Linked DNA regions of Homo sapiens: region 2 is linked to region 1. Evidence: chromatin contacts called from ENCODE Hi-C or POLR2A ChIA-PET data. All regions are on one chromosome and are shown on one strand. The core of a region is the stretch at or near the end of the contact, and the rest is flanking DNA. Distances in the headings are between cores, read along the strand shown.

Region 1 (4,462 bases), core at 514-3,013:
AAGGGAATCCTTTCACTAGGCGGTAAGCCTCTGTCTAGGGCCGTGGGACCATTAACACCACTCGCCTCGTAGAAGGTGTGTGTCATTCAAGGTGATAATGCATAGGAACAGCTCAGCTATGTCAGGGCCAGGCCATTATGGGTGCTGAATAAATGTGTTTCTGTCCCCTATGCTAAGGCAAGACATCCGGGGAAGAAGTAGGCCCGGATTTGTCGCCTTGAAGGAAGACTACTATAATCTCTTTTTTTTTTTTTTTTGAGACGGAGTCTCACTCCGTAGCCCAGACTGGAGTGCAGTGGCACGATCTCGGCTCACTGCAAGCTCCGCCTCCCTGGTTCAGGCCATTCTCCTGCCTCAGCCTCCCGAGTAGCTGGGACTACAGGAGTGCACCACTGCGCCTGGCTAATTTTGTATTTTTAGTAGAGATGGGGTTTCACCGTGTTAGCCAGGATGGTCTCGATCTCCTGACCTCATGATCCTCCCGTCTTGGCCTCCTAAAGCACTGGGATTACAGTCATGAGCCACCGTGTCCAGCCAAGACTACTATATTCTAATGGAGGGTAAGTGGAGTAGGAGGGCCATGTGCGTGCTCTGGGGGCAACAAACTTGGTGCTAAACTTGTTTTTCTTGTTTTACTCACAAACATTATGACAGCAGTAAAGATACACTTTTATTTATTTATATTTTTTTTAGAGACAGAGTCCTCCTCTGTTGCCCAGGCTGGAGTGGCTATTGTAGTTCACTGCAGCCTTGAACTTGTGGGCTTGGGATCCTCCTGTCTCAGCCTCCTGAGTAGCTGGGACTATAGGCGTGCACTATCACACTGAGCTATTTTAAGAACATTTTTGTAGAGTATGTTGGCCAGACGGATCTTGAACCTCTGGCCTCCAGCATTCTTCCTGCCTTGGCCTCTCAAAGTGATGGGATTCATAAGCATGAGTCATGGTGCCCAGCCAAGATACATTTTTAAAATGTATCCTGCCTCCTGACACATTACTGTTCACTTGTAACAATGGTCACTTGTAATCATAGTCTGTTTGCAAAGCAAGCTTTTAATAGAATTACAATTTTAGTGTTGACCAAAAGTTTATTTTGGGCCGGATGTGGTGGCTCACGTCTGTAATCTCAGCACTTTGGGAGGCTGAGGTGGGTGGATCACCTGAGGTTAGGAGTTCGAGACCAGCCTGGCCAACATGGTGAAACCCCATCTCTACTAAAAATACAAAAAAAAAAAAAAAAAATTAGCTAGGCTTGGTGGAGGTGCCCGTAATCCCAGCTACTCGGGAGGCTGAGGCAGGAGAATCGCTTGAACCCGGGAGGCCGAGGTGGCAGTGAGCCAAGATTTTGCCATTGCACTCCAGCCTGGGTGACAAGATCGAGACTCTGGCTCAAAAAAAAGTTTATTTTGTTTCTATAAACATTGTTTTTCATCTTTATAGTGCATGTCTTTTGTTAATGGCTTCATAGGCAATCGATGGACTTCTGGATCACAATTTTGCTTGTTCCTATGGCTAGATATTTAGGTTGTTCCAAATTTTCTCAGCATTACATTTGATGCTACAGTAGGCACCCACACATTTATGTTTCTTTTCTGTTTTTCAACTATTGTTGGTTGTTCTGAGGTATTTTCGTAAGGTTTCACTTCTGTTTTCCCAGCCATGAGTGATACATGAGCACAACTGTTTTGCTATTAATCACCAGCATTGGGTGTGAAAATTTACTCAAAGTTTTGCTAAATTTAACTGGAGTAGAAATGGGCCATGCATTTGTGCGTACTTCCCCAGATGCTTTTTAGAACAGTGCTTGTGTAACTGACCAGAGTGTCAGGTGAGGCCATTGTTGGCAGAAAGGTGCCTTCCTCGGGAGAAGGTGGGTTACACAGCTTTTCTTTGCAGATGAATGGTGAGAGCCAAACCCGAAGACCCACAGGTTTCAAGCTGGCCATGTGGCTTCACTAAGTTTGGCCTCAACTTCCCACAGTGGCACAGAAGCGAGGTAGAACTCAGTGTTCCTACCCGAACCCTGGACATTCTGAAATGTCCACAGCCCGAGGAAAGGGATGACCTGCATGTCACTTTCCATACCCTCCACTGCACATAGATCTGTCTCAGGCATTGAATCAGAGGGATGTGTGACTTTGGACAAATTATTTTACCTTTCTCTGCCTCATTTCTTCATCTAAAATCAGGTGACAGCAATGTCTCCCTGTAATATTGCAGTGGGGATTAAATCTGTTAATACTTGAAAAGTGCTGAGATCAGTGCCTGGCACATAAGTAGTGCTCAATAACTGTTGTAAACCTGGGTTTGGATCTCACTTCCATTGCTTTCTGGAGGCCCACTTTGGTCAAATGGCTGACCTTTCTGGACTTCAGCTTCATCTGTAAAATGGGATTATGGCATCTACTTCAGCATCATGTTAGGGGTTTAAGTGAGAAAATGCATTTCACACAGTGTCCTGCACATAAAGGGCCCACCATATATGTAATGAAAAACAAACAAACGGCCGGGCTCAGTGGCTCACTCCTGTAATCTCAGCACTTTGGGAGGCCCAGGCGGGCAGATCACGAGGTCAGGAGTTTGAGACCAGCCTGGTCAACATGGTGAAACCCCGTCTCTACTAAAAATACAAAAATTAGCCGGGTGTGGTGGCGCGCGCCTGTAATCCCAGCTACTCAGGAGGCTGAGGCAGGAGAATTGCTTGAACCCGGGAGGCGGAGGTTGCAGTGAGCCGAGATCACGCCACTGCACTCCAGCCTGGACAACAGAGTGAGACTTTGTCTCAAAAAAAAAAAAAAAACCCAAAAACAAAACAAACAAACAATGTTTTTAGCTTTATTTTCTACTCTACCAAAGAGAGAGCTTTGTTGCCTTATATTGGTGTTGTAATTAGCTGTTAGATCTGACCATATTTTCTGTTATGGTGTATTTTTAAGTCCACATTCTAGGTTTAAGGCCATCTTGAAACAAATGGGAGGCAAATCAACATTTTCGTGTGTCTGAAGCTTTTAATGTAATTTTGTTTTGGAGATGAATGAGCTCATAATTCCACAAAGAAGGGATGATATTTCATATACTTATTAGTTTAGTGATTTCCCTCCCACACTTAGTGTCAAACTGTCAGGTTTATGGAAGCTATCAAATGTTTCTTTATGCTCAGCAGCACAGATCAAAGTTGTCTACATGATAAGGTAAAAAACATATTCTTTAGGAAATGCAAAGAAATGACCCAAAAGACCCTTGAGCACAGCTCATTCCTCTCCCTGGTCTGTCCAACTTTCCCTCAGGAAAAGTCAATGTAGTCATTATGTCTGGAAAATGCCAAGGACTTCTTTCCCTCATTTTTTACATGGCCTTGCACTCTGTGAGGCATTGGCTGGGAGGTTCATTGTGGCTTTCTTGCCGCTAAGCATCTCCTCTCTGCCAACATCTCATCAATTCCTGTCTGTGCCAATTACCTTTGCTTAGGATTTGGGGTGAGGAAAGTTGTGTGATTTGTCTGTTTCTGTTTCTGGGTAAAATCTCAACTCTGGGCGTATCAGCAGAAAGGGTTCTGAAATGTCCCTTGATTCAGATGATTCTGAATCAATAGCATGTATGTGTGTGTGCATAATTACCCTTACCCAGAAAATTCTCCATTATAATTCTTTAAAAGCACAGGTTCACAAATTATTAGAAAGTATATTTTGTATACTATTTACGGTAGCAAAATATCAAATGCAAGAAGCAAGTTTAATTAAAGATAGGCAAGACATTTTACTGAAGAATATAAAACATTAGTAAGAGAAATAAAACAATGGCTTATGCAATTATGGAAACTGACAATTACCAAGATCTGCGACTGGCAAGGTGGAGGCCCAGGAGCAGCAATGGTGCAGTTCCAGTCTGAGTCCAAAGGCCTGAGAACCAGGGAAAGCCAATGGCGTAGTTCTAGTGCAAATGCCAGTTGGCCTAAGGCCTTTCAGTTTGAGTCCAAAGGCAGGGGGAAAAAAACCCCAAAACCAAACCAAACCAAAACAACAACAGCAAAAACAATGCCCCAGCTCAAGGCAGTCAGACAGGAGGAGCTCCCTCTTACCTGTGGGAAGGTCAGCCTGTTTTACTGTATTCAGGCCTTTAACCGATTGGATAAGGCCCACCGTTAGAGAGGGGGCAATCTGCTGTACTCAGCCTGCTGATTCCAGTGCTAATTTTATCCAAAACAACCTCATTGAAACACCCAGAATATTTGACTAAATATCTGGGTACTCTGTGGCGCAGTCCAGTTGACACATAAAATCAGCCATCACCATCAATTTGGGGGAAAATTGACATTTTAACAAAATTGAATCTTTCAGTTGATCAGCATGGTATATATCCTCCATTTATTTAGATCTTTTATTGCTCTCACTAGTGTTTTGTAGTTTTCAGTAAAAAGTCTTGCCTATCTTTAATTAAATTTGCTTCTTGGCATTGGATACTTT
Region 2 (4,462 bases), core at 853-3,352, 970 kb after region 1:
ATTCCCATCTCTGGAAGCATATGGTCCTGCACAGTGCCAAAAAGAGAAAAATGACCTGCTTCAGTTTGTTTGCTTGTTTGTTTTGATCTGATGGAACATTTTCTATGATCCTGTTAAAGGTTGTTCTTTCTACTTTAAACTTTTAAGGTGAGTGCTAAAGATTTTCTATAGCATAGTCTGAAACACACCGTGGCACTACAACTTGCTTAGACAATGATAAGAGGTCATCCCAGGGCGATGGTGTATTTATACAAATCTGCATTTTTTGTGTATCATCTAAGACTTTTCAAAAATATAGTTTTTTTATTTGTTAACAATTTTTATGCTTTTGTTCTCTAATTTTGGGTAGTTTTGTTTGTTCAGTAGCAGCATTTTTAGGTAAATTTTTTTTTGCAAATAGTAGTGCATTTATTTTATAAAATAAAGCGATTCCTTTTCTTTAATTTTCTTTAATGTTACCTACATAAAAAGAAGTTGTTTCAAAGTTATCCTGATTGTTTATTGTCATTTCTTTTATGTTTTATTAATATCAATTGCTATTGACTGAAGCCCTTTCCCATGACAAATATACAGTATATCTGTTATAAACTTCATTTTTGCTGCCCCCTTGACCTGACCTAACTTTACCTCCTCTCTTGTGCTATTTGGCAAGACTATCCTGAATCTTGTCAAACTTCCCACTCATTGAATTTGATTTCTGACACCAAATTCCTGGAAAGATATCTATCTGATCAGTTGGAAAAGAAAAGAGATAAAAACACCTATTTCACAAGTTTCACGGGACCTGACCTTTGCGCAAGAGCAAAAAATTTCCCCAGTTGAGGTAAATAAGGTTCCCACAAGCTTTTTTTCCTTTTTTCTTTTTCTTTAAGGTCCAGGATTCAACTCTCTTGTCTTTGGGTCAAGTGATAGCTAAAACTAGAATTGATGAAGTTTCATGGCATTTAACCAATGAAAAAGGTAATTTAAAAGGAGGGTGCTAAGGAAAACTCAGAAAGAAAGACAGGGCCTGCATCTTCAGCTAAATGATGAAATCAAGAACACGTAAGAGGAGTTTGAAGTGTTCTGTGTGATCCTGGGGGCCAATAAGAAAGCCAATTGAGGAAATTCACAAAAGCGCAAAATTAAAAAAAAATTATGAAGTTACAGACATATCCAACATTGGGAAGCTCTTCCTTAAGCAGCGGTGACAAAACTCTCCAGCAGTCATGCCGTACCCATAAAGACCTTCTTCAGGCCAGGGCACAGTGGCTCACATCTGTAATCCCGGAACTTTGGGAGGCTGAGGTGGGTGGATTGCTTGAGGTCAGGAGTTCGAGACCAGCATGGCCCACATGGTGAAACCCTGTCTCTACTAAAAATACAAAAATTAGCCGGGTGTGGCGGTGTGCGCCTGTAGTCCCAGCTATGTCAGGAAGTCGAGGCACGAGAATTGCTTGAACCTAGGAGGTGGAGGTTGCAGTGGGCCGATCATGCCACTGCACTCCAGCCTGGGCAACAGGGTGAGACCCTGTCTCAAAAAAAAGACCTTCATCTTCTCTGTCTACTTTATCACCTGGCATCGTCTCACCTCCTCCAACTTCTCCACACCATTAATGATCTCCCCCTCCTCTGTACTTCTAGGGGATTCAGAGGCTCTGGGCATCATTTAAATAGTAAGTACTTCACAGACTTGAGGTGTTACATATCTGTTTTTAGGGGATGTGTCTTGGTCTCCCAACAATGAGTTGTAAGTTCCTGGAGGGTAGGGACCATGTCTCACATTTCTTTTGAACTCCCTTGGTGCTAGCACATTGTTGGGCACAGAAGAGTAGCAACACTCCTTCACATTCATGGCAGGCTTTAGCGTTTACAAAGCACCTCCACCTGCCATTCATGCAATGTTCCCAACAACTAGGTGTTGTCCGCAAGGCAGATAATGAATAGTATCTGATGGGTGAGGAAACTGAGGTTCAAAGAGCTCATTACACCTGCAAGTGCAACAGAATTTATAGTCCAGTGCTCTCCCAGTAATAACCATTAGATGAGTAGATAAAGAACAGATCTTGCAGTTCAAAAATGTGTGGGTAGCCAAAGGGAAGTGGCCACGTATTCGGCTACATGCCCTGTCATGCTGATGTAGATTGACTTCCAATACAGGCTAGAGAATTCTCTTTGTATGGATGGACTCAGTCTGAGTGACACATGGTCCATGTCTCTTTGACTCTGGCCATGTTCTGCAAATGAGATGAGATTCCAATAAGAACCAAGAACGTTTTGGGATGTGTTTCTATGGAAGCCTAGATAGAGATCAGTAATCTCAGACATCACTCTGGGCAACCTCTGGGCCTGTCCATCTTCAGGCATCTAGAAATCTGTGCCCAAGGCAGACAGAAAAGACTGGGTCCTGGAAGAAGCCTCAGGCACCAATTGGACCTCAGTGTTCTTCACTTCTTTAACTGCTAAATTCACCCAATCACATTTAAATAAATTTTATAAGACTTTGAAAATGTGTTTCTGTTCCTCTAGAAATTACCTCTAAATTTTCTAGTATAAACGTCTGCCAGCTTTGTTCAGCCAAGTTCCTTTCCCCCTCTTTTCTTTGACAATGAAAGCAGCTTTGGTGCCAACGCTCAGAACTGGCAGGTGTTTGATGACACATGTTCTGTGATAAATGTTTATTACATAAGTTCATTCAAGCTAGCTACCAGAGCTTTTGAGGCATCATTGCTACTTATCATAAAATTGTCCTTGAAAACCAGAAGCCCAATATATTCCCAAAAGCTCTATTTTTTTTTCTTTCTTCTTTTAGGTTCTCTGTGTTCTATCGACGTCTGGTGCAATGGAGAAGTCAGGAGATGGTACTTGAATCCTGACTCTGTCACAAGCTGGCTGTGTGACCCTGGGAAAGCCACTTCTGTACTCTGAGCCTAGTTGCTCATTTGTAAAATGAGGAGGTGGAAGCTGTGATTGCCAGGGTCTCTCTAATTTCTGACGTATCCCGATAAGAGGACAAACTGGTGGGGAAAAAAAAAAACCAATTTCAGTCAAGCAGAAACACATGCTTGCCTTTCCTTACCCAGAATGTGCTTTACATAACCGAATTTGCTTCCTTTTTTACTGGCTTGCACTCCAGTAAGGAGGCAGGGGAGCAGCACGGCTGGCAGCAGCTTGGAGAGGGTGCAGTGTGCAGGGATGGATGTGGGGAGGGGATGCTGAGGGAGGCTTCGCTGACGAGTGAATGAGGCACAGGCACCATGAACTACTAGAGCTTTGTCACACTTCTTATTACTGTGATTATGTTATATTAGAATGAAAAGACCTGCAGGGTATTTAAAGTGCAAAAACCTAGAGAAGAACTATTAAGAAACTTCCAGTCCCATGATTATTCTAGATAAAGCATTCAGAAACTTTAGTTATGCAAATTAGATTCATTTTTGAAGAAAATACTTACATATTAAGAATTTTACGGCTGGGCGAGGTGGCTCACACCTGTAATCCCAGCACTTTGGGAGGCCGAGGAGGGGGTGAATCACCTAAGGTTAGGAGTTCGAGACCAGCCTGGCCAAAATGGTGAAACCCCATCTCTACTAAAAATGCAAAAATTAGCCGGGCATGGTAGCACGCACCTGTAGTCCCAGCTACTGGGAAGGCTGAGGCATGAGATTCACTTGAACCCAGCAGGCGGGGGTTGCAGTGAGCCAAGATCGTGGAACTGTCCTCCAGCCTGGGTGACAGAGCAAGACTCTGCCTCAAAACAAAAAAAAAAATTTAAAAATTATCAGCTTGATATTTTTTCCTCCAAAACTTTCAACTAGCCCATGCGGAAACATGTTGTAGGTCTTTTCATGCATTAACGTTTGTACCAAAAAAAGCTCACACACTGTTATTGTCTCCATTTTACAGGTGAGAAAACTGAGATGCTAGCAGGCCCAGCACCCTGTCAGAAGATTCAAATCACAGTTGGCAACGTTGAGAGTTAACCCAGATCCCCTTGCCTCCGGGTCTGGAACTCTCTGCTACTGTGCTCTAAGGCATTCTTCCACACTGCTCCACAGAGGGCTTTTCTTGGCCTCAGGCAGAGAGATGAGTAATTATCTGTAAACCGGAATCAGGGTTTATCTCTCTGCTGTCTAAAGTACTAATGTACAATCACAGACTGTCAGAGCAGTAAAGTTCCCTAGATATCATTTAAGTGTTTTTCCTCAGCTGAGTACCTCAGTGGTACTCTCTGGTGCTTTTGAACAAGTTAGTGGCAAAATCAGCACTGAAATCCCTTAACTCCCACTTTATACTATTTATGAGACTTGGTATTAAAAAACAAAGTGAAGCCAGGCATGGTGGCTCACGCCTATAATCCCAGCACTTTGGGAGGCTGAGGCAGGTGGATTGCTTGAGGCCAGTTCAAGACCAGCCTGGCCAACATGGCAAAACTCCATCTCTACTAAAAATACAAAATTTTCTGGGTATGGTGGCACACACC

What was found. A loop is a pair of places that touch in the nucleus more often than their neighbours do. ChIA-PET counts read pairs that join two places held with the same protein, here RNA polymerase II (POLR2A). Pooled maps may share reads with other maps.
Region 2: a map of OCI-LY7 shows a loop between it and region 1 (5-fold over the local background). The contact joins two enhancer-like sites. A Hi-C loop is called at or near these places in 1 of 168 maps with a recorded cell type or tissue (OCI-LY7) and 1 of 50 pooled maps. POLR2A ChIA-PET finds 5 or more read pairs at or near these places in 1 of 52 experiments (OCI-LY7).

The regions. Positions count from the first base shown.
Region 1 is chr3:186,999,173-187,003,634 of GRCh38, forward strand. The region is part of intron 2 of ST6GAL1 (ST6 beta-galactoside alpha-2,6-sialyltransferase 1); the gene reads left to right. Among named protein-coding and RNA genes, the nearest start is that of ST6GAL1, 71 kb to the left of the region's middle. RefSeq lists enhancers at 1-88, 89-979, 1,518-1,737, 1,748-1,797, 1,938-2,057. Within about 2 kb of position 1,764, at least 10 of the 41 ENCODE cell types and tissues checked have a DNase peak (open chromatin) inside an H3K27ac peak, as active enhancers do; they include OCI-LY7, where a contact is called at or near this core.
Region 2 is chr3:187,964,214-187,968,675 of GRCh38, forward strand. LINC01991 (long intergenic non-protein coding RNA 1991) reads right to left here. Exons shown (of 3, transcript NR_135538.1): 2 at 2,516-2,996. Among named protein-coding and RNA genes, the nearest start is that of LINC01991, 10 kb to the right of the region's middle. Within about 2 kb of position 2,103, at least 4 of the 41 ENCODE cell types and tissues checked have a DNase peak (open chromatin) inside an H3K27ac peak, as active enhancers do; they include OCI-LY7, where a contact is called at or near this core.